Linked DNA regions of Homo sapiens: all the other regions are linked to region 1. A link is a loop called in an ENCODE intact Hi-C map of the cell type or tissue named here. Cell type or tissue: ovary. All regions are shown on one strand.

Evidence for each region. Peaks named below come from ENCODE experiments on the same cell type or tissue, not always from the same donor. Only the 100,000 strongest peaks of a DNase experiment are listed, where the experiment ranks them.
Region 2: it touches region 1 in a loop (3-fold over the local background); 11 of 110 quality-filtered maps call a loop at or near these places.
Region 3: a loop joins it to region 1, with 2.4 times the contacts of the local background. A loop is called at or near these places in 7 of 110 quality-filtered maps.

What each region holds. Positions count from the first base shown.
Region 1 is chr15:23,035,281-23,043,280 of GRCh38, reverse strand. It overlaps TUBGCP5 (tubulin gamma complex component 5), which reads left to right and starts at 3,712. Exons shown (of 23, transcript NM_052903.6): 1 at 3,712-3,883; 2 at 6,129-6,182; 3 at 6,276-6,384. The coding sequence starts at 3,738. In ovary, a CTCF peak has its summit at 3,544; DNase peaks (open chromatin) are centred at 3,640 and 4,112; H3K4me3 peaks cover 1,455 bases; H3K27ac peaks cover 383 bases.
Region 2 is chr15:22,960,618-22,968,617 of GRCh38, reverse strand. All of the region lies in intron 1 of CYFIP1 (cytoplasmic FMR1 interacting protein 1), which reads left to right. Among named protein-coding and RNA genes, the nearest start is that of CYFIP1, 16 kb to the left of the region's middle. RefSeq lists an enhancer at 1,081-1,580 and a silencer at 1,432-1,598. In ovary, no CTCF peak of the experiment used is centred here; a DNase peak (open chromatin) is centred at 4,257; H3K27ac peaks cover 1,264 bases.
Region 3 is chr15:22,945,737-22,953,736 of GRCh38, reverse strand. It overlaps CYFIP1 (cytoplasmic FMR1 interacting protein 1), which reads left to right. Exons shown (of 31, transcript NM_014608.6): 2 at 6,446-6,568; 3 at 6,645-6,734. The coding sequence starts at 6,452. Among named protein-coding and RNA genes, the nearest start is that of CYFIP1, 31 kb to the left of the region's middle. RefSeq lists an enhancer at 5,925-6,609. In ovary, no CTCF peak of the experiment used is centred here; a DNase peak (open chromatin) is centred at 4,303; H3K4me3 peaks cover 659 bases; H3K27ac peaks cover 2,820 bases.

The DNA of each region.
Region 1 (8,000 bases):
GGCCAGGTGAGGTTATGATGTCCCCCCAGCACCTCTGGCCAGGTTGGGTTATGAAATCCCCCCAGCACCTCTGGCCAGGTGACATTTATGAAGTCACCCCCAGCACCTCTGGCCAGGTGGGGTTATGAAGTTCCCCCCGCCCCCCAGCACCTCTGGCAGGTGGGGTTATGATGTCCCCCCAGCATCTCTGGCCAGGTGGGATTATGATACCCCCCAGCACCTCTGGCCAGGTGAAGTTATGATGTCCCCCCAGCACCTCTGGCCAGGTGGGGTTATGAAGTCCCCCAGGACCTCTGGCCAGGTGGGGTTATGAAGTCCCCCCCAGCACCTCTGGCCAGGTGGGGTTATGAAATCCCCTCCAGCACCTCTGGCCAGGTGACATTTATGAAGTCACCCCTAGCACCTCTGTCCGGGTAGGGTTATGAAATTCCCCCTGCCCCCAGCACCTCCGGCCAGCTGGGGTTATGATGGCCCCACAGCACCTCTGGCCAGGTGGGGTTATGATGTCCCCCCAGCATCTCTGGCCAGGTGGGATTATGATACCCCCCAGCACCTCTGGCCAGGTGAGGTTATGATGTCCCCCAGCACCTCTGGCCAGGTGGGGTTATGAAGTCCTCCCGGCACCTCTGGCCAGGTGTGGTTATGAAGTCCCCCGCAGCACCTCTGGCCAGGTGGGGTTATGAAATCCCCCCCAGCACCTCTGGCCAGGTGACAGTTATGAAGTCACCCCCAGCACCTCTGGCCAGGTGGGGTTATGAAGTTCCCCCCGCCCCCCAGCACCTCCGGCCAAGTGGGGTTATGATGGCCCCAGAGCACCTCTGGCCAGGTGGGATTATGATGTCCCCCAGCACCTCTGGCCAGGTGGGGTTATGATGTCCCCCCTGGCACCTCTGGCCAGGTGGGGTTATGATGTCCCCCAGCACCTCTGGCCAGGTGGGGTTATGAAGTCCCACCGGCACCTCTGGCCAAGTGTGGTTATGACGTCCCCCCCAGCACCTCTGGCCAGGTGGGGATATAATACCCACCCCCAGCACCTCTGGCCAGGTGAGGTTATGATGTCCCCCCGGCACCTCTGGCCAGGTGTGGTTATGATGTCCCCCCGGTACCTCTGGCCAGGTGTGGTTATGAAGTCCCCCCGGCACCTCTGGCCAGGTGGGGTTATGAAGTCCCACCGGCACCTCTGGCCAGGTGTGGTTATGATGCCCCCCCGGCACCTCTGGCCAGGTGTGGTTATGAAGTCCTCCCGGCACCTCTGGCCAGGTGGGGTTATGAAGTCCCCCCGGCACCTCTGGCCAGGTGGGGTTATGAAATCCCCCCCAGCACCTCTCGCCAGGTGACATTTTGAAGTCACCCCCAGCACCTCTGGCCAGGTGGGGTTAAGAAGTTCCCCCCGCCGCCCAGCACCTCTGGCCAGGTGGGGTTATGATGGCCCACCAGGACCTCCTGCCAGCTGGGGTTATGATGGCCCCACAGCACCTCTGTCGAGGTAGGATTATGATACCCCCCAGCACCTCTGGCCAGGTGGGGTTATAATACCCCCCCACAGCACCTCTGGCCAGGTGAGGTTATGATGTCCCCCCAGCACCTCTGGCCAGGTGTGGTTATGAAGTCCTCCTGGCACCTCTGGCCAGGTGTGGTTATGAAGTCCCCCCAGCACCTCTGGCCAGGTGGGGTTATGAAATCTCCCCCAGCACCTATGGCCAGCTGTGGTTATGAAATCCCCCCCAGCACCTCTGGCCAGGTGACATTTATGAAGTCACCACCAGCACCTCTGGCCAGGTGGGGTTATGAAGTTCCCCCCGCCCCCCAGCACCTCCGGCCAGGTGGGGTTATGATGTCCCCCCAGCATCTCTGGCCAGGTGGGATTATGATATCCCCCTAGCACCTCTGGCCAGGTGAGGTTAAGATGTCCCCCCAGCACCTCTGGCCAGGTTGGGTTATGAAATCCCCCCAGCACCTCTGGCCAGGTGACATTTATGAAGTCACCCCCAGCACCTCTGGCCGGGTGGGGTTATGAAGTTCCCCCCGCTCCCCAGCACCTCCGGCCAGCTGGGGTTATGATGGCCCCACAGCACCTCTGGCCAAGTGGGGTTATGATGTCCCCCCAGCATCTCTGGCCAGGTGGGATTATGATACCCCCCAGCACCTCTGGCCAGGTGAGGTTATGATGTCCCCCCAGCACCTCTGGCCAGGTGGGGTTATGAAATCCCCCCCAGCACCTCTGGCCAGGTGACATTTATGAAGTCACCCCCAGCACCTCTGGCCAGGTGGGGTTAAGAAGTTCCCCCCGCCCCCCAGCACCTCCGGCCAGCTGGGGTTATGATGGCCCCACAACACCTCTGGCCAGGTGGGGTTATGATGTCCCCCCAGCATCTCTGGCCAGGTCAGATTATGATACCCCCCAGCACCTCTGGCCAGGTGAGGTTATGATGTCCCCCCAGCACCCCTGGTCAGGTGGGGTTATGAAATCCCCCCCAGCACCTCTGGCCAGGTGACATTTATGAAGTCACCCCCAGCACCTCTGGCCAGGTGGGGTTACGAAGTTCCCCCCGCCCCCCAGCACCTCCGGCCAGGTGGGGTTATGATGGCCCCACAGCACCTCTGGCCAGGTGGGGTTATGATGGCCCCCCAGCATCTCTGGCCAGGTGGGATTATGATACCCCCTAGCACCTCTGGCCAGGTGAGGTTATGATGTCCCCCCAGCACCTCTGGCCAGGTGGGGTTATGAAGTTCCCCCCGCCCCCCGGCACCTCCGGCCAGCTGGGGTTATGATGTCCCCCCAGAATCTCTGGCCAGGTGGGATTATGATATCCCCCTAGCACCTCTGGCCAGGTGAGGTTAAGATGTCCCCCCAGCACCTCTGGCCAGGTTGGGTTATGATGGCCCCACAGCACCTCTGGCCAGGTGGGATTATGATACCCCCTAGCACCTCTGAGCAGGTGAGGTTATGATGTCCCCCCAGCACCTCTGTCCAGGTGTGGTTATGAAGTCCTCCCGGCACCTCTGGCTAGGTGTGGTTATGAAGTCCCCCCAGCACCTCTGGCTAGGTGGGGTTATGAAATCTCCCCCACCACCTCTGGCCAGGTGACATTTATGAAGTTCCCCCCCTCAGCACCTCTGGCCAGGTGGGGTCATGAAGTCCCCCAAGCCGCCCCTGAGGAACAGGCGAGGCAAGGGCCAGCAGGCACTACTAGCGGGTCGGGACAGCTGCTTCGCTGATGCTGGTTGTGTAGCATGGATGTGTGTAGCGTGACTGTGTTGTGTGGATGGGGCACGGAAATCCGCAGAGACCATCACTGGAGGGAGAAGCTGCAGGGCCGGGAGGGTTCAGCAGGTAAGCAGTTCAGGGTTCCTGGAAAGGCGGGTCCCAATGCATTTGCTGACCGGGCACCTAACGGGCTGCTCTCAAAATCACTGACTGTCACCGAGGCCGGCCAGAGACCCTTATGTATCTGATTCACGATGACACCAGCTAACTCTGAGTACAGTAGAAAACGTACCGTCGGGCAACCAGAAAATGCGCACTCCAGTCCCCACCACGGGACAGCGCCAGGCAGTACCCTCCACAGCCGGAGCTCGAACTGTCGCGAGAATAGCGGTCGGCTTGGAAGTCGCCCGGCGCGGGAGCGCGAACTCTCGCGAGAATGCCGCCAGCTCCGGAGGCGACTGCGGCAGGAGCCCGAGCTCTCGCGCGACAGGCACCAATTCGTTAGACGCGCGCTGCAGGAGCGCGGAACATGGCGCGGCACGGGCCACCGTGGAGTCGGTTGGACGCGCAGCAGGAGCGCGACGTGCGGGAGCTCGTCCGGGGTGTCGCCGGCCTCCAGGACGAGGCAGACCCCAACTTCCAGCTCGCCCTAAACTTCGCCTGGTCCAACTTCAGGTGTGGGGCACGGCGCGCGGGCGGGTTCCCGGCCACAGCCCGGAGCCCGCGCGTGGGTCCCGCACAGCCCGGGGTCGGGGCGCGCTGGGGCAGGGCATGGGGCGGAGGCGGGCGCGGCCTCAGGGAGCCTTCGCAGGCCCTGCCACCGCCTGCTCCCCGCCGGCCAGCGCTCTCGGCGCGGTGCCCTGCGCACCACAGGGCGTGTTACCCGGGACGCGTCCTGATCGTCACGGGGAAAGCGTGAACTGGGTTTCTTGCCGGCCGGCGCGCGCGCCTGCAACCCCAGCGCTCTGGGAGGCCCAGGCGGGACTCCAGGCCAGCTTGGGCAACGTAGCAACTCCATGTTTATAATTTTTTTTTTTTTTAAATTAAAGAGATTGTATTCTCACTGACTCCTGCTCCCTGGTCAGCCCAGTGTAAGATCTCTCACCCTGCTCTCCTTTTTCCAAAACGCGTGTCATGACACTGATTTAACCTGTCATTACTGTCTCCTCCACTTCCACTCCAGCTAGAATGCTGCATCTCTGCACAGCTCCTGGCACGTAGCACGCTGAGTCACCTAATACAATTTCTAATGCAGTTTCTCTTGTAACTAATTTTTAAAGACTTACAGAATTTAGATATTTACGTAAAGTGAGATCTCCTATTTTTCTTTATGGGAGATGTAAATTAATACTTTTAGAGTCATTACCCATAATGAAATTATTACTAAAAAAATGTTAATGTTAATATTCTACCTGTTTAATTTCAGTAAAAATCTTCTTGAATAATGAACAGTTTTTCAAAATCCGTAATCTTAGTTACCTTAATGATCATAGCCATAAAGTGTCTAGTTGGCTTATAATAGGAATACGGGGCTTTCAGATTCTTTTAAACCATGCCAAGTTTCTGAAGTAATAAACTGAATTCTTAAGTGTAACTTATAAAAATAAACAATGTGTGAAATAGGTTATACAATACAGAAACTTAAATGCTGAAATCCAAGTTATTTTTCTACTAATATTTCTAAATGACAGTAGGCAGATTGTCATCATTTTAGAGCTGGGAGAGACGTTGGAGGTTACTATTTTCATTCACAGATTTCAGGAACTAAATTATAATAGGTAAAGTGGTGTTCCATTCACCCATTTACTGGCCTAGAATCATGTGTTTTTCAGTAGTGTAATTTTATTTAAGTACAGATTGCTCGCTTTGATACTAAAAAATGGAAAACATTTTTTGCATAGGCTATGCTATGTACATATACATTAGTTGCATAGGCTGTGCTGTAATTTTATGATGCTTTAAACCATCAGAAAAATGAATAGTTCATGTTTACATTCTTGAAAATTGTGGACTGGGCGCGGTGGCTCACGCCTGTAATCCCAGCACTTTAGGAGGCCGAGGTGGGTGGATCACGAGGTCAGGAGATCGAGACTATCCTGGCTAACACGGTGAAACCCGGTCTCTACTAAAAGTACAAAAAATTAGCCGGGCGTGGTGGCAGGCGCCTGTAGTCCCAGCTACTTGGGAGGCTGAGGCAGGAGAATGGCGCGAACCCAGGAGGCGGAGCTTGCACTGAGCAAGCTCACTTTTCTCTAACTGAAAAGTAGCATCTCCTTCTATTATGAATGAAGGCAGCAAACCATAGCAGTATTAGCCTACCTATGACTTTATCACCAGTAGAAATCGCATACTGTTTTCACATCAGAGTTGTAGATATTTGTAAATGTTGTTTACTGTTACTTTAATGGTAGTTAATTGGACCTACTGCTAAATCTTGTTATTTAATACTTTCATAAATAACATTTCTTGCCATATCTTAAACTTCTTTAAATATTTGACAACTGTATCTCAGTATAATGGGATTCCTTTGTATTTATTTTTTGGCTTTAAAAATGTTATTCAGAGAAGGGGTCCTTAGGCTTCACCGGGCCTCACTATGGCATAAAAAGGTTGGGACCACCTGATGTAGAATGTGTTCAGCTGGACTTAGGTACAGGGGCTTATGGGAAGACAGAGGAGCCAGAGGACAAGGTTGGGAGGGTCAGGAAGAACCTGTGTGCTGGAGAAAGGATGCTTGCACAGTCTCGGACACGGTGATTATTTGCCTGCCTGATGGTGGAGGTAACGGAGGACAAGGTACACTCCATTCTGGAAATGTGTAGCTGAGTACAGAGCATATGGGGGATATGGAGGGCCATGAGATGAGTTCACTTACCTGTGTGACAGAGTTGGCATAAGAATTGCATTTTGTCTTTAATAGATTTCATCGTTTCTTGGATGTCAACAGCCACAAAATAGAAAAAACAATCGAAGGGTAAGTCAGTGTGTATATATACGCATCCAGAAATATATGTATTTTCTTATAGATCTTTTTAAGATAGCTTTATAATCTTTTCTTATATTTTAGAATTTATGAAAAATTTGTCATTCATTCTGATCTAAGCAAAGCTGCTAGTTGGAAGAGATTAACGGAGGAATTTCTAAATGCACCACTTCCCAGTATAAAGGAAATAAAGGTATGCCTTCAATTATGAGATCTCCACTGTGTATTTTACTGTTTCCTATCTGATTATCGTCAATTTGTTTCAGTTACTGTTTAAACATTCTATTTTAGTATTATCTACTGGCTAACGGGATCTCTTGGAAATTTACTTAAATATTGCCATCAAACCAGATATGCCTCAGTTTGTGATGAAAGAAAGAGCTTGTTTTTAATCATTTTTTCACCTCAGTCCTACTAAGGAAAGAGAGATCAGAGATTGATACAAATAGTAGCATTGTTTGGGTATCTCAAAACTTTCAAATGGTTTCTCAGCACTTGGCAGTGACTGTCTGTAGATGCTTACTAGATGCCTGGTATACTTTCATATTGTTTGGGGGATTCCCCAAGACCACCTTTTGGCATAATGATTTGCTCAAAGGATTCACAGAACTTAAAAAAAAAAAGCTGTTATCCTCACTGTTAATAGTTTATTACAGTGAAAGGATACAGATTAAAATCACCAAAGGGAAAAGGTGCTTAGAGCAAAGTCTAGGAGAAGCTAGGCACGCATGTCCAAATGTTCCTTCCTAGTGGAGTCACCTGGGGATGCAGTTAATTCTCTCAGTAACAGTATATGACAACATGTGCAAAGTATTACCCTCCACTCCCCCCAGGGCCACTCGGCTGAGCCTTGGTGACCAGCATTTTTATTGGGGGTGGGTCACATAAGCAAGCAGAGCCCACATGGCTGACCTTAGCTGCTGAGTCTGTAGCCCCCTAGAGGTCAAACCAAGGATGGCAAGCGTATGGAAACAGCTGTGGGTTCCCTGAACACGGTGGGACCACATTCCCTAGCTCTGCTGTGACACATCTTGTGCCTACATAGTTCTTTCCCTTTCTCCTGCCTGAGGAAGCTCACGTTTTAATATTAAACTCAGGCACTGTCTCCACACATGCTATGTATTTCAATTCTTTATAGTTCCTTTCTTGTCTCCCCCTTTAAAAGGCACATTTTACAGGCATAGGGCTCTGTGTCTGATTTGTTCCCGGACACCTAGAGCACAGTGGACAGTGCATGTTTGTTGAGGGAATCAGTAAGGCTGTGCAGTCTTGTCTGCTTCACTATCCCCTCTGTGTCCACAGCCCCCACCCACTTACACAAGGTGGGATTGGTTATCCTTTTCTCTTGCTGTGTGGCATCTTGGATGTGTTTGTTATGGCAGAGGTCCCCAACCCCCACATGGTGGACGAGTACCAATATGTGCCTGCTAGGAACAGGGCTCCATGGCAGGAGGTGCAGTGGGGTGAGTGAGGATGACTGCCTGAGCTCCACCTCCTGTCAGATCAGCGGTGGCATTAGATTCTCATAGGAGAGCAAACCCCATTGTGAACTGCACATTTGAGGGATCTAGGTTGCATGCTCCTTATGACAATCTAATGCCTAATGATCTGAGGTGGAACAGTTTCATCCTTGAAACCAACCCCCACCCAACAGTCCATGGAAAAATTGTCTTCCACAAAACCAGTCCCTGGTGCCAAAACGGTTGGGGATTGCTGTGTGGTGTAGCAATAACTTCACACTTTTTTTCTTTTTTTTTTTTAAGACTGAGTGTCACTTTGTCACCCAGGCTTGGAGTGCAGTGGTGCAGT
Region 2 (8,000 bases), 75 kb after region 1:
TAGAGGTGATGTATTAGTCAGGGTTCTCCAGAGAAACAGAAGCAGCAGGATACGTGTGGATGTGCGTCTAGAGAGATTTATTTTAAGGATCTGACTCACAATTGTAGAGGCTGGCAAGTCCAGCGTTTGCAAGGCAGGCCCATAGGCTAAAGACCCGGGGAAAAGCTGATGTTGAAGGCAGCCTGAAGGCAAGATTCCCTCTTTCTTAGGAGAGGTCAGTCTTTTTTCTTTCAAGGCCTGCACTGGTTGGATGAGGCCCACCCAAATTATGGAGGGTAATTTGTTTCATTCAGAGTCTACTGGTATAGATGTTAATCTCATCTAAAAAGTACTTTCATAGCAATGTTTAGATTGGAGTTGGACCAAAAACTGGGTACCATGGCCTGGCCAAGTTGACACATAAAAGCAACCATCACAGGGATTGATTTTTATTTTGTATTTAAATAATTTGCGTTTTATTTTTATTTATTTATTTATTTTTTGAGATGGAGTCTCGCTGTGTCGCCCAAGCTGGAGTGCAGTGGCGCTATCTTGGCTCACTGCAACCTCCACCTCCCTGGTTCAAGCGATTCTCCTGCCTCAGCCTCTTGAGTAGCTGGGATTACAGGCGTGTGCCACCACGCCTGGCTAATTTTTGTGTTTTTAGTAGAGACGGGGTTTCACCATATTGGTCAGGCTGTTCTCAAACTCCTGACCTCAAGTGATCTGCCTGTGTCAGCCTCCCAGAGTGCTGACTTCTTTTCTTTTTGAGATGGGGTCTCACTGTGTAGCCCAGGCTGGTCATGAACTCCTGGGCTCAAGTGATCCTCCCACCTCAACCTCCCAAAGTGCTGGGATTACAGGAGCCACCATGCCCGGCCTTCTTGTATTTCAGTCACACATTTCAGGCTGACCTCACTGGTCACATGGAATTGACTGTGACCTGTGATGGGCACCTGAGAAGCCTCTGGAGCTCTTGGTTGCCCTGATTCTATCCCAGGCCCAGGTGGAGGGCAGATGTGCTGTGTTGTAGCTGCGGGCTGTGGTGGGGTGCTATGTTGTAGCTGCGGGCTGTGGTGGGGCCGGGCCCTGGAAGTGTGTGTGAAGACACAGGCCGGCACATGTCTTCCCACACACTGTGAGCAGGAAAGGTTCAGGTGCCCCGAGTTCTTCCTCTTCACATATGTCGGCCGCACTCCTGTAGACTTAGCCAAGACTACATGGTGGAAAGTGCGATTGGAACTCTGTGCTTCAGGAACTTTGTGATTTCATTTAGTGAGATCTGGGAGCGTGCTCTGAAGTCACCTGTCCTGAGCCCCTCAGCCAGCAGGGCTTAGTCGGGCCCCGTCCAGGCCATTGTCACTTTTGAGGAAGACTCTCCAAGATTTATAAACAGGTGGTGGGTGACCTGCCCATTGTAGTCCATAACCTGTTGCTGCCAGCAGCTCCTGGGAAGGGGCGATAGGAGAGCACTGCCTCCTTGTCCCGTGTCCCAACCGATGCTAGAGCCAGTGCTTCAGGTATTCAGGTACCTCAGGTTGCTTGGAAAAGTTTAAATAAATTATGCTTACTTATTAAGTATTCTCTTTTCATCTTTTATCAGCTTTTTTTATTGGCTCCCCTGCAGAAAAAAAAAAAGGCAGAGGTGATTTTGGGAACTGCGGCGTCCCCTCGGCATCTCTGAACATGCGCCACCGTCTGTGTGTTCATCAACGTAAAGCTGTCTGTTCTGGCTGTTGCTGTCTCATACAGTGTGTGCACCAGATGCTAGCGAGTCTTACACAGATGCTGTCGAGATGTAGGAGGCAGCGTTGCTGTGTCTGCTGCTCATCGTGGGGTCTTTCCACATGCTGCCAAGCGGGTTCCCTTTCTCCACAAACTTGGAGCGAGGGTCTCGGTGGGCTGTCATGGGTGCAGACTCTTAGTTGAGAAATCTTCAGGATGGCATTGCCTTTCTGCAGCCTGTTGTTGGCCACAACTCAGGTCCTTCTTCATCCCCGGCAGGAACAAACCCCTCCTAAGCTTTTGTGTATTTATCTGCTAAGGCTGCCAAAACACAGTACCAGCGACTGGGTGGCCTCACCACAGACATAGTATTTGCTCACAGTTCTGGAGGCTGGACATCCAAGATCACAGTGTGGGCAGGTTGGTTCCCTCTGTGGCCTGTCTCCTTGGCTTGCAGATGGCCGTCCTCTCCCTGCGTCCTTGCGTGGTCTTCTCTCTGTGTGCATCTGTGTCCTAATCTTGTCTTTTTTTTTTTTTTTTGAGACGGAGTTTTGCTTTTGTTGCCCAGGCTGGAGTGCAGTGGCGTGATCTGGGCCCACCGCAACCTCTGCCTCCCGGGTTCGAGCGATTCTCCTGCCTCAGCCTTCTGAGTAGCTGGGATTTCAGTGTGTAGCTGGGATTACAGGCCCACGCCACCACGCCTGGCTAATTTTGTATTTTTTTTTTTAGTAGAGACGGGGTTTCTCCATGTTGGTCAGGCTGGTCTCGAACTCCTGACCTCAGGTGATCCACCCGCCTCGGCCTCCCAAAGTGTTGGGATTACAGGTGTGATCCACTGCACCCGACCTAATCTCCTTGTCTTATAAGGACCCAGTCCTATTGGATGAGGGCCCACCCTGATGGATTCATTTTAACTTAATTATCTCTGTAAAGAACGGAAGCATTCTGAGGTCCTGGGGGTTAAGGCTTCAACACACGAATTTTGAGAGCACACAGTTCAGCCCATAACAGTTTGTTTTGTTAAAACGTGGGCTCTTCATTATCGCCTTTGATCCCCTGGGCCAAGCCCTTGTTGATGGGGCGCCCCTGAACTCTCAGAGCCATGGACTCCTGCTGCTCTGGGGACACCAGGGCAGCGGGAAGGGGCTGGGGCCTGGTGTGTCCGCTACTAGGGAAGCCTAATTCGTTATCCCTGTTAGATAAAAATACAGGTGCTCTAGTATTTGCTTCTGTCATTCCAAGGAATCACAGTCATGCATCACTTACCAACAGGGATATGTTCTGAGAAATGCATTGTTAGGCACTTTTGTCATTGTGTGGGCATCATAAAGGGCACTTACACACACCCAGATGGTACTGCCTGCTGCACGCCTAGGCTCCACGCTAGAGCCTGTTGCTCCCAGGCCACACGCCTGTGCAGTGTGTTACTGCAGTGAACACTGTGGTTAAGAGTATTTGTGTATCCAAGTTTACGTAAACATAGAAATGGTACAGTGACACCATCTCAGCTCACCACAACCTCTGCCTTCCAGGTTCAAGCAATTCTCCTGCCTCAGCCTCCCAAGTAGCTGGGATTACAGGCGTACGCCACCACACCTGGCTAATTTTTGTATTTTTAGTAGAGACGAGGTTTCACCACGTTGGCTGGGCTGGTCTCGAACTCCTGACCTCAGGTGATCCGCCTGCCTTGGCCTCTCAAAGTGTTGGGACTATAGGCGTGAGCCACCACACCCAGACAGTAATTTAGGATGTTTTTAAGTAATTTTAAGTTTAGAGTATTTTTACGTAAAATCTAGCACTTTTTGGTTACCTGTATGTTGATATGTTTATTAATATATGTGTACACACACACACACACACACACACACACACACACAATGGAATACTATTCAGCCTTTAAAAAGAAGGAAATCCTGTCATTTGTGACAAGGATAAACCTGGAAGACATTACGCTTAGTAAAATAAGCCAGGCCCAGAAAGACAGATACTGCATGACCTGATTTCTATGTGGAATCTAGAAAATTTGAGCTCATAGAAGCAGAGAGTAGAATGAGGGTCGCTGCAAATAACCCATCTGGGCAGGCAGACGGGGCTGGGGTTGGCATCCATCTCCTGCCGTTTCTCGGCTCTGTGAATTTGGACAAATCACTTTCTCTGGCCCTCAATTTCGCCGTCTCTAAAGAAGGGGTTGAATGAGCTCAGACAGCCCAAGGCTTCACGAAGTGCAAGCGGCTGAGATGTGCTGGTGTTGAAGGTGATTGAGGACAGGGTGGGGTCCCTTTTTCCCAGAGGGAACATGGAGCCCTGTGTCTCAGGTGCCCGTGGCATCTTCGCCGGCTGCACTTGGTTCCCGACTCCCCGGGGAGCTGCCGGGCAGGGGAAACTGCCCTGCTGGCCTGGGGCACCGTGGCCGAGGTCAGCCAAAGGCCAAGACCTGCCTTCTTGCTGGGGCTGGAGGCTGCTTCCTGCCTTCCAGGCTGCGGAGTCTGCTGGCAGGGCTGCCGGGTGTGTGTGTGTGTGTGTGTGTGTGTGTGTGTGTGTGTGTGTGTGTGTGTGTGTGAGTGATGAGGTTGCGGAGTCTGCTGGTGGGGCCGCCAGTTGTGTGTGTGTGTGTGTGTGTGTGTGTGTGTGTGTGTGTGGTGAGGAGGAGTGGACTCACTCTGCATGGGGGTGGGGTAGGGTTCACATATTTTAAGCTCATCATCTGGCTGGGAAAGTAGCTGCTCTTGCTCCAGAAAGGGAAAAAAAAAAAAAAAGTATGTGAAGTGATACATATGCGTAATAGCTCGATTTAACCATTCCACAAGGTACACATATATGTAAACCTCTGATTGTATGCAGTAAATATATACAATTTTTATTTGTCAACAATACCTTAATTTATATAAAAACATGTGAATCCATAGTTTCTGTCTCATAATAAATTAGTTTGGCCCATCCACAAAAAACAAAACCCAGCTCTTTTGCAATGATCTGAAGCATTCTGATTATAACACTGATGTTTATTCCCGGGGCTGACTGGGCCTGGAAGGTCCTTTCTACAAGCCGTCCTCATGAAGGCATGGTGTCCAGGCATCTCTCACAACTGGGGGTTAAAAGCTTTCTGCCCAGGAGTGCGTGACTCTGGGCAAAACCTTCCTCTAGGCAGACGCGGGCATGTTGTGGCCGTGCTCTGGCTGGTGAGATGGGTTCAGCCTGCGATACGTGCCAGCGTCCAGCCTGCCCGGGGCCATAGGAGTGAGGGGCGACCAAAACACACTTCCGCTTGAAGAGTCGGGGCAAGTCTGTTTGAGACATTTCCCATTCCTTTCCCTTATGTTCACAAAAAGTTTTCAGGGGGATATTTCATTCTTTCTTATGTTATGTTATGTTATGTTATGTTATGTTATGTTATGTTATGTTATGTTATGTTATGTTATTTTTGAAACAGAGTTTTGCTCTTGTTGCCCAGGCTGGAGTGCAATGGCACAGTCTTGGCTCACTGCAACCTCCACCTCCTGGATTGAAGCGATTCTCCTGCCTCAGCCTCTTGAGTAGCTGGGACTACAGGCATCTGCCACCACGCCCATCTAATTCTGTATTTTTAGTAGGGACGGGGTTTCTCCATATTGGTCAGGCTGACCTCAGGTGATCGCCCGCCTCTGCCTCCCAAAGTGCTGAGATTACAGGTGTGAGCCACCGCGTCTGGCCTTTCTTACTCATTTTAAATAACTTCAAACTTATACAAAACATTGCAAAAATAAAAATAGGACAAAGAACACAATTCAAACACTTCTCTCTCCACTTGAGGCCCTTTACCTCTAGACACATCAGTGTCTATTTCCTAAGAATGAGGATGTTCTCTTGTGTGCCACAGGACACTTGTCCACTACTGGCCCTGTTTAGAAAATGCTTGCCGAGCCCTGTGCTGGAGCATGTGTTGCCCAGGTATTCATGTGTAAGAATGTTCCTCAGAGGTCATGACAGCCAAGTGTCTGCAAATGGCATTGGTTCTGAGCAGCAGGAGACAGGACATGTAGCCTGGTTTGTTGGTTGGGTGGAATAGCACGCACACGTCAACATGGTGCTTCAGGAGCACCGCCTGGCAGCGTGCATGCGTCTCGTAATAGCAGTGGGCACAGTATGAATAGGTCAGGTGACTATATATAGATGATATCCCTTTTATAACAACTCAACTGAAAGGTGCTTTTTAAGAATATAGATGAGCTATGGCCGGGCGTGGTGGCTCACGTCTGTAATCTCAGCACTTTGGGAGGCCGAGGCTGGTGGATCACCTGAGGTCGGGAGTTCGAGACCAGCTTGACCAACATGGAGAAATCCTGTCTCTACTAAAAAAAAATAACAAAATTTAGCCGGGCATGGTGGCGCACACCTGTAATCCCAGCTACTCGGGAGGCTTAGGCACGAGAATAGCTTGAACCAGGGAGGCGGAGGTGGTGGTGAGCTGAGATTGTACCATTGTATTCCAGCGTGGGCAACAAGAGCAAAACTCCGTCTCAAGAAAAAAAAAAAGAAAAAAAAGAAGAATATAGATGAGATACAGTTTATGCAGAAGAAAGCAGGGGATCGATGCCTGGGGGTGCAGAGCAGGGGCTCACTGTGGATCACAAGCAGGACTCTGCCTTTCGGTGTGGGCAGTGAGTTCGCACGTCTTTGACATCATTAAACATTACTAATTATGGTGAGAGCAGGTCAGAGTCCAAGAATTATTATGTATCTGAGTCCCAGTTTTAAAAATCCTACTACCAATCAGTTTGCTGAAATTTTTATTGATCTCAAGATTACTTTTAAATGAATTATCTGAGATTACCTATAGTAGTGCTGCCTTGACACTGTTTCTCACCTGAGCAGCTGTTTGGCTTCCCATAGTGGCCACAGCAATTTGCAGAAACTGGGGCTATGATTAGAAACTGCTTCCTTCCCTGGGCCTGGGCTGGCAGACTTCTTCCTCCTTGGTAAATTTAGAAGTGAAACAGGAAATTCCAAAGGGAAAAGCTAATATGATAAAAAGTTAAAACTTAGTTTCAAAGAAAATAGTAAGTGAAATGAAAAAGAAAGTAGCTTGACCTGGAAAAAGTTTTGTAGCAATTCTCACAAAGCTTTAATATCTTTAACGTTGTTAGTATAGTAAGTCCATCTGTCAGTTGCTGAGGAAAATACCAAGATTCCAAGGATTTTAAAAAAACAAACAGGCAAACAACCCAAGCTGGCAAGTTACAAATGAAGAAAAACAGGCAGGGGGAAGTGGCTCGTTCCTGTAATTTCAGCATCTTTGGGAGGCTGAGGCTGGAGGATCTCTTGAGCTTAGGAGTTCAAGACCAGCCTGTGCAACAAGGCAAGACTCTGTCTCTACAAAAAATCAAAAAAATTAGCCAGACGTGGTGGTGCACACCTGTAGTCCCAGCTACCTGGGGGGCTGAGGTGGGAGGATCACTTGAGCCTGAGAAGTTGAGGCTGCAGTAAGCTGTTATCACACCACTGCACTTCAGCCTGGTTGACAGTGAGACCCTGTCTCAAAAAAGAAGAAAAACAAACTGGTTAATGCATAGAAATATGTTTCATCTCAGTGATAATACAAGAAATGAAAATTAAGGCCAGGCACAGTGGCTCATGCCTGCAATCTCAGCGCTTTGGAAGGCCAAAGCCGGCGGATCACTTGAGGTCAGGAGTTCGAGACCAGCCTGGCCAACATGGTGAAACCCCGTCTCTACTAAAAATACAAACATTAGCCCGGCATGGTGGCGAGCCCCTGTAATCCCAGCTTCTCGGGAGGCTGAGGCAGGAGAATCACTTGAAGACAGGAGGCGGAGGTTGCAGTGAGTCGAGATCATGCCACTTGCACTCCAGCCTGGGTGACAGTGAGACTCCATCTTAAAAATAAATAAAATATAAATAAATAAATAAATAAATAAATGAAATACAAATTAAAAGAACATTCAGATTAAATTATAAAAACAGAAGTGACCCCTGGATTCTGTTGGGAAGCGCCATGCTACTGTCCGGCTCCACCTTGTTCGTGGGCCCCCGTAGGAGGGCACCTGGCCCAAAGCCACCTGCAGCTTTAGAGACATTGTGTGACCTAAGAAACCTCCTGGGATGTGCTGCTAGGAAAGTCATCTGCAAACACACTCCAGGCTTTTCCGCCCAGATGTGGTATTGTCAGGCTTGTCTCATGCCTAAGCAGGAGGAGGGCGGGCCGCCCTGAAGCAGGCTGCGGTTCATGCATGGGCCAGTGGTGTTTCCTTCACATGTTCTGGATGTGCAGGTGTTGCTGTAATGGTGGAAAAGATTTATAT
Region 3 (8,000 bases), 90 kb after region 1:
GCACCGGCAGAACAGTTTGTATGCCGTTCCAAATACGTGACTTTAATTATGCTGTTGGATATTTGCACTGTGGCAGCCACTTATAAAGGCTGGTCAGATACAACTGAGGCTCCATTCCAAGGGCAGTGGACACTGGCTTTGCAGTGACCAGGCCAGACCTGGTGCTGCTGCCTGGGAATGGGGGCTTCTTAGACACAGAAGGAGACTAGAGGCTGTGCTGGATGCTGGTGCTGGGGGAAAATCCCTGTGGGACGTGGCATTCATGGGAGGACAAAAGGAGGGCCGGAAAAAATCCCAGGGTGCAGGCGGCTGGAGTCACGCATTGCCTTTGTTCTCTAGCAGTGGGGTGCAGGGTCCGCTGGTGGCAGTTAGAGACGGAGCAAAGTAAATGCACTTGAAAGAGCTTTGGGAGGTGGAACTGTGAGGAGTCAGAGAACAAGATGGGATGAGACATGAGCTCTGATGTGCCTGTGTGGAGTGGACACCGCCAGGGCCCCCACGCTGGCTCTGTAGGTGGCACCCAGGCCAGACCCTGCACCCACGCTGCCAGGGCTGAGACCTTGGAGACTTGGATTTAGAGCTGATTACTCCAAGTCCGCCTAACAGGGTGAGGCAGAAGCTGTGCAGATTCGCATCTATGGAAGATGCACGGACGGAGAGCCCTTGGAAGCGGGCCGGGCCCAGGCCGTGTGCGTGCGGTGACAGCTGCTTGGCATCACACACCAAGGCGGATGTGGGAGGGCTGCCTATGATCATGAAAAACCTGAAATATGAAAATGTGAAGAATAGGAGAGAACAGCAGTTTGCCACAGCAGGGCCCTGGCCAGCACTCCGCACGGTGCTCTGATGACTTGAGAAATTTTGTGGAAGCTGGGAGAAAGAAAGAGCTTACAAAGCAGTTTGTATGACAGTATCTTGTTTTTGTAAGGGACAGTGGGATGATTGATGATAGGTTTTCTTTTTCCTTTTCCATGTTTTCTGATTAATCAGCATCAAACATTGCTATTTTTGATTGTAGTAAAATATGCATGCATAACATAAACTTTACCCCCATGTTTACCTTTTTTTTTTTTTTTTGAGATGGAGTCTCACCTCACTCTGTCGCTGGGGTTGGAGTGCAGTGGTGCGATCTCAGCTCACTGCAACCTCCGCCTCCTGGGTTCAAGTGATTCTCCTGCCTCAGCCTCCTGAGTAGCTGGGATTACAGGCACCTGTCACTATGCCCAGCTAATTTTTTGTATTTTTAGTAGAGATGGCGTTTCACCATATTGTCCAGGCTGGTCTCGAACTCCTGACCTCGTGATTCGCCCGCCTCGGCCTCCTGAAGTGCCAGGATTATAGGCTGGAGCCACCGCGTCCTCCCCCATCTTCACCATTTTAAGTGTACAGCTCAGTGGCGTTAAGTACATTTCACCTTATTCTGCAACCACCACCACTGTCCAGCTAGAGCGTTTCATCTTTCCAAGCCGAAACTCTGTATCCACTAAACACCAACTCCCCAGCCCAGCACGCAGCCCCTGTCACCACTGTTCTCCTTTCTGTCTCTGAGTTTGACCACTTTAGGTAATTTATATGAGTGGAATCATGCGGCGTTTTTTCTTTTGTGACTGGCGTATTTCACTTAGCCTAAGGTCGTTAAGGTTCAACCATGTTGTAACTTGTCAGAATTTCCTTTCTTTTAAGGCTAACATTCCACTGACCACATAAATACTGTTATTTTTATACAAAGAAAGAAGTCTGCAAGCACTGGCTTGGAACAAGCTGCGCATCTGGCGTTTTTCCATGGGTTCAACAAGCTGCGTTATCTGGTGTTTTTCCGTGGGTTCAACAAGCTGCGCATCTGGCGTTTTTCCGTGGGTTCGACATCAGTGGTCCCTGCTGTGGATCACAGCTGACGCACGAGCAGTTCTCCCCCGAGCCTGTCTGTGGCGCCCCTCCCCACCTTCCTCCACCATGGGGTCATCTTGGCCTCTCCTGGGCAGAGGCCGGGGAGGAAGGCGAGTCCCTGTGGGTGCTGCGCGGGGTCAGGGGCTGTTGCCATGTGGGATCTGTGGCTTCCCAGGGTGCTCGGTCCGACCTGTCTTCTTGTTGACCCGCGTGGGGCCCGGGCATGACTGGACACGCCCCCAGGCCTCTCCTGGCACTATCTGGGTTCAGGCCGCAGAAAGGGCAGACTGCGGGACTCTGGGCTGGAGTCGCAGGACACGGGCAGCCCCTATGGGGCCGAAGCACGTCCTCAGGCAGCCTGGCCCCTCCGAGCGGCATCACCCTGAGGTGCCTGCGTGGACACCAAGGGCAGGCCCCCCATGCTGGCTCTGCAGGCAGCGCTGGGGCTGGACCCTGCACCCACCCGGCCGGGGCTGCCCTGCACTGCTCCTTTCTGAGGTGTGTGGAACAGGAAGCTGTGATGTGGAGGGAAGTGGACGAGAGTTTCTGCTACATGTAGATTTCTAGTGAGGAACATGCAGCAGTGACCGGCTGCGGTCGGGGGCGTTCCCTTACGTGTCGGGGAGGTCCAGGTGGCTGGCGGTGCGGCCGGTGCCTCTGTTCTCCCTCATTTCCAGTCAGTTCCTGAGAAAATGGGTGGCGTCTCCAGCCGCCATTGGGGATTGGCCTGCAATTGTTTCCATGTATCTGTGGAACCGGCCCAACACCCCGCGTGGATGCCTGAGCCTGGAGACTGTACTGAACCCTGCGTAGTCTATGTTTTTCCGTACTTGCATACCAGTGACGAACTTTAATTGGTAAATTAGGCACGGTAAGAGATTACAATAATAATAGAACAGTTGTAACAATATACTGTCATAAAAGTTATGTGAACGTGGTCTCTCTCTCTCTCTCTTGCCCTTTGGTGCCCGCCGTGAGATGGCGGTGAGATGGGCGGCGCAGGCATTGCAATGCAGCCTTAGGCCGCTGCTGACCTTGACCAGCCTGGCCATACCGCTGCAGTCCCATGCTGGCGACCCAGCCGGCTACTGTGTGGCTCACAGGCGGGTCGCACATACAGCTTGGACACGCTGGACAAGGGGATGGTTTGTGTCCTGGGTGGGAGGAGCAGGACGGTCTGAGAGTTTATCATCCTACTCAGAACAGCGCACAGTTTAAAACTTACGGAGTGTTTGTGAATGGAGTTTTCCGTTTAATATTTTTGGAGTGCAGTTGACCTCTGGTCATTGAAATCGTGGAAAGTGAAACTGAGATTCGGGGGTGGCTATGGCATTTCTTCTTCCAGCTCTGTCAGCTTTTGCCTAGTGTAACGTGAAGGAAGCTTTTTGGCCGGGTGCATTCACATTGAGGGTTGTTCTGGCTCCTTGGGGAGCTGACCCCTTCCTTCTCTCTCTCTGATGAGTTCCTTGCTCGGAGGCTGGCTGGGTCTGGTGCTGACAAAGCCACCCCAGCTTCCTTTTGGCCAGCGCTTGCCTGGTTCACCTTTTTCCCCTTTTGCTTTCGACTTACCTACCTGTATCAGTATATTTGAAGTAAGTTTCTTGTAGATGGCATATGGTTGGGTTAGGATTTTATTTATCTGTTCTGACAACCTCTTCTAATTGGTGTTTTTAGATTATTATGATAGTGTAATTATCAATGTGTTTCGATTCAGGTCTACCATTTTATTATCTGACTTCTGTTAGATCACTATCTTTATCATTGCTCTATTTCCTTTTAGGTTTTTAAAAACATAGTATTCTGTTTTAATTTATTCTAAATTATATGTTATCTATTTTGCTTTGGATAGCTTTTTTAAAAAGTATGTTAATTTTTCTTTTTTTAAAAGAGGCAGGATTTCACTGTGTTGCCCAGACAGGCCTTGAACTCCTGGACTCAAGTGATCCTCCCTTCTCAGCCTCCCAAGTAGCTGGGACTGCAGCGCCTGGCTGTACAGCTTTCTTCGGTGGTTGCTCTAAGGATTTCGAAGTCCATGCTTATTAACATTTCATATTCTGCTGAGGATCTGAAAAGTCTGCTTTTTACTACTTCTAGTGGGACATAGAAATCTTACCCCATCCAGGTTTCCCCTCCCCCTTTTAGATTACAGTTGTCTTGTTTATATGATTTATACAATTATATACCTAGAAATATTTTATAATTTACTTGTTATGTATTTGTGTAATTTACATTTATGTACACTGAAAGGCCCATTAGACAGTACTTTGATTTTTGCTTTTAACCGCCAAGCACTTTGGAAGAGCTGTGGGGTCGTTGTGTGTCCTGCGCCCTCGCCGCTTAGCCTGCCTACTGCCTCTGCTTTGTGGTTCGTAGCCCATGCCTCCTTCCACCTCCCTTCCTGTCAGCCTGTACCGCTGGCCAGCATGCTCTTTGTTTTCCTCCTCTGCCCACGTCCTGGCTTCACCTTCCTTCCTGGAAGACACGTTCCCATCTTGAGGGAGGATCCCAAGTTGGCACCTCCCCGCTTTAGGCTTAGGCGCATTGTGCCCGCCTTCCGGCCCGCCTGGTCCCCGCTTTAGGCTTAGGCACATTGTGCCCGCCCTCCGGCCTGCCTGGTCCCCGGGGGGAATCCGCGGCCCTCCCACTGTTGCTCTGTGCTCTGCTGAGCGTCATTTCTCCTGCTGTTTTCAAGATCTGTTTTCCTTTATCTTTAGTGTTCAGCAGTTTGACCGTGATGTGTCTGGGTGTGGATTTCTTGTTTGTCTTGTTTGGGATCCATAGAGCTTCTTGAATCTGTAGACAAAAGACTTTCTCCAAATTTAGGGTGTTTTCTGTCATTTTTTTCAGCTGTTTTTCATCACTGCTTGGTTTCCCCTTTTCCTTTTGCACTCTCATGGCACAGATGTTAGACCTTCTCTCTTGTCCTGAAGATCCCCAAAATTTTTTCAATCTTTTTTTCTCTCTGGTATTCAGATTAGAAAACTTAACATTGCTCTATCTTCAAGTTCACTGAATCTTTCCTGAGGTTTTTTTTTTTTTTTACATTTCAGTAGTGTGTCTTTTAGTTTTGAAATTTCCATTTGGTTCTTCTTTATATCTTGTTTTGTTTGCCTTTTGCTGATTTCCATTTTTTCATTCAGTTTGGGAGTGTTACAATCGTTAGAGCATTTCATAGCACAGTAGTTGCTTTAAAGTCGGGTGGATAATTGCAGCACCTGTGTTATTTTGGCATCTGTTGATTCTCTTTTCCTGTAGGAGCCCATACGTTCCTCGTTCTTTGTGTGCTGAGTAATCTGGGCTGTAAGTGGATGGTTGGATGTTATGATATGAGATCTGGGTCTTGTTAAAATCCTAGGAGGATGTTGATATTTTTATTTTAGAAAGCAAACACCCTGAGGAGACTTGGGCTGTGGTTCTGACTTGCCTTCAGTGGGTGGCAGCTCCATGTCAATTCTGGCTTCACAGCCTCCTGCACTGCCACTTGGACCTGCCCCCTGTGTGCCGCTGGTGGCTGTCTGGCTGTGGTCTCAGGGTTTGGGGTGTGAAGAGGATCAGATCCACACCCCTGCAGCTTGAGGATGGGCTTGAAGCTCATGAGCAATTTTGTCGGCTGGCTCTTCTGAGCTGCTTCCTCTCCACACTGCCACTGGGGCTTCCTGGGTCCCTGGAGAGCTTCCCTTCTCCACCCTCAGCCAGTGCAGTGGGACTGACTACCCGTTCCACTGTGCACCTCCATGCCTGCGCCAGTGCTGGAGGAGGGATTTGGGGCTCCTTCTGTTCAGTGTCTCCTCCAGGCCACCTGCTGCTCTTTCCTTCATAGAATGTGGCTCAGCTGCCCCTGGTCCCATCCCAGGGCAGAGCTCCTCCTGAGTACCCTTGAGACTGGAGCAGATTCAGCAGAAGGCAGATTGCCCCCTCTCCCTGGAGCTGGCTCTGAAGGTGTGTTTAGACGATGTCTGCCTTCATTTCTGCACCTCTGCTCCAGCTGCGGTGTGGCACTTTCTGTCCCCTGCGGCAGCCCCATACTCCTTGCAATCTCAGCCTGTCTGTGCAGCTAGACAGCTGGTGTTGGGCGGCAGGGCGCTCGTCTTTTCCATGTCAGGCCCTAGTGTGTTTGGAGGCACCACCTGGGAGGTGGCTGCATTTAGGGAGGCTCTGCTGGGCAGATGTGGCATTGGAGAGGTGCTGCCCCTCCAGCACTTTGAGGGGGTCGTCAGACCCTCGAGAGAGTCCTCAGCACCAGCAACTCAGGACGGCGGCCCCCATGGTGGGAAGGATGGCAGGAACCATGTGCCCCATACTGTGACCCTCCTGGAGGCCAGGAGAGCCTGTTCTCAGCGAGTGTGGAAGGATAAGCTGCACAGGGCCTCCCAGCCTGCTGGCCCACGTGCCCTGAGAGAGACACGCAACTCCCAAGGACTGATCATGCCCCTGTCAGCCATGTCCGGTGCCCTCGGGAGAGCGGGAAGGGGTTAGAGGCCTGGGTACCCAACCTCGAAGCTTGTTGGGTGTCCCCTCCTTCTCCTCACAGAACAGGGGTCCTTATGTGTTGTTCCAGCCCAGGATGGCGGCCCAGGTGACTCTGGAGGACGCGCTGTCCAACGTGGACCTCCTGGAGGAGCTGCCCCTGCCCGACCAGCAGCCCTGCATCGAGCCCCCGCCATCCTCGCTGCTCTACCAGGTGGGTGCCCAGCAGCTGCAGGGCGTACAGCCTGTGCTCCGACCCCACATGATGTTTTTCTCTTCCTTTCCTTCAGCCAAATTTCAACACTAACTTTGAAGACAGAAATGCATTTGTTACTGGCATCGCAAGATACATTGAACAAGCCACCGTCCACTCTAGCATGGTAATGTTGCGGTGTGTCTTTGTTTCTCTCTGCAGAGAAGGGCGTGTTTGAAGGACAGATGTATACTTTTTGGTATTATCCCAATAGACTATGCAGTGAGGAAAAAGAGAAGAAAATGAATGAAATGCCTTATATTTTTAAGACAGTCTTTGCTTTTCTTAGTGTAAAAACAATACATGCTGGTTCTGAAAATTCAATGTCTCTGGCCCAGAGAAAACCTTTGTCAGCGTTTCAAGGGTGCACCTGCCCTGTTAATGCTCATTCCCTCTCCAGATCTGCACCCACACACACCAGGTATGTGCCCATATGAGATTTAGATTTATAAATGAATTGCATTGTTATTATAGTTCTGCTTTTTTTTTGAGACAGAGTCTTGCTCTGCCACCCAGGCTGGAGTACAGTGGCGCGATCTTGGTTCACTGCAACCTCCGCCTCCCAGGTTCAAGCAGTTCTTGTGCCTCAGCCTCCCGAGTAGCTGGGACTACTGGCGCCCACCACTACGCCCAGCTAATTTGTGCATTTTTAGTAGAGACAGGGTTTCACCATGTTGGTCGGGCTGGTCTCGAATTCCTGACCTCAAGTGATCTGCCCACCTTAGCCTCCCAAAGTGCTGGGATTACAGGCATGAGCCACCACACCTAGCTAGTTCTGCATTTTAATGGTCTCATCAACAGGTTTTCTTTCTTTCTTTTTTTTTTTTGAGATGGTCTCACTCAGGTTGCCCAGGCTAGAGTGCAGTGGTGTGATTAGGGCTCACTGCAGCCTCAACCTCCCGGGTTCAAGCAATCCTCCCACCTCTGCCTCCTGAGTAGCTGGGACTACAGGCACACACCACCATGCCCATCTACTTTTTTGTGTTTTTTGTAGAGGCGAGGTCTCACCATGTTGCCCAGGTTGGTCTTGAATTCCTGGACTCAAGGAATCCGCCTGCCCAGCCTCCCAAAGTACTGGGATTACAGCCTGAGCCACTGCACCTGGACAAGAATATTTTCATGCCATGAAAATGTGCTAGAGAAAGCAATCCTTAATGGCTACGTAAACCATTTTGTAAATGTCCACAATTCAACTATTTTTGCGCATTGACTTCCTCTTTTATGTCGTGTAATAAAAAAATGCTGTAGGCTGGGCGCAGTGGCCCACGCCTGTAATCCCAGCATTTTGGGAGGCCAAAGTGGGCGGATCACCTAGGGTCAGGAGTTCGAGACCAGCCTGGCCAACATGGTGAAACCCTGTCTCTACAAAAAAAAAAAAATACAAAAATTAACC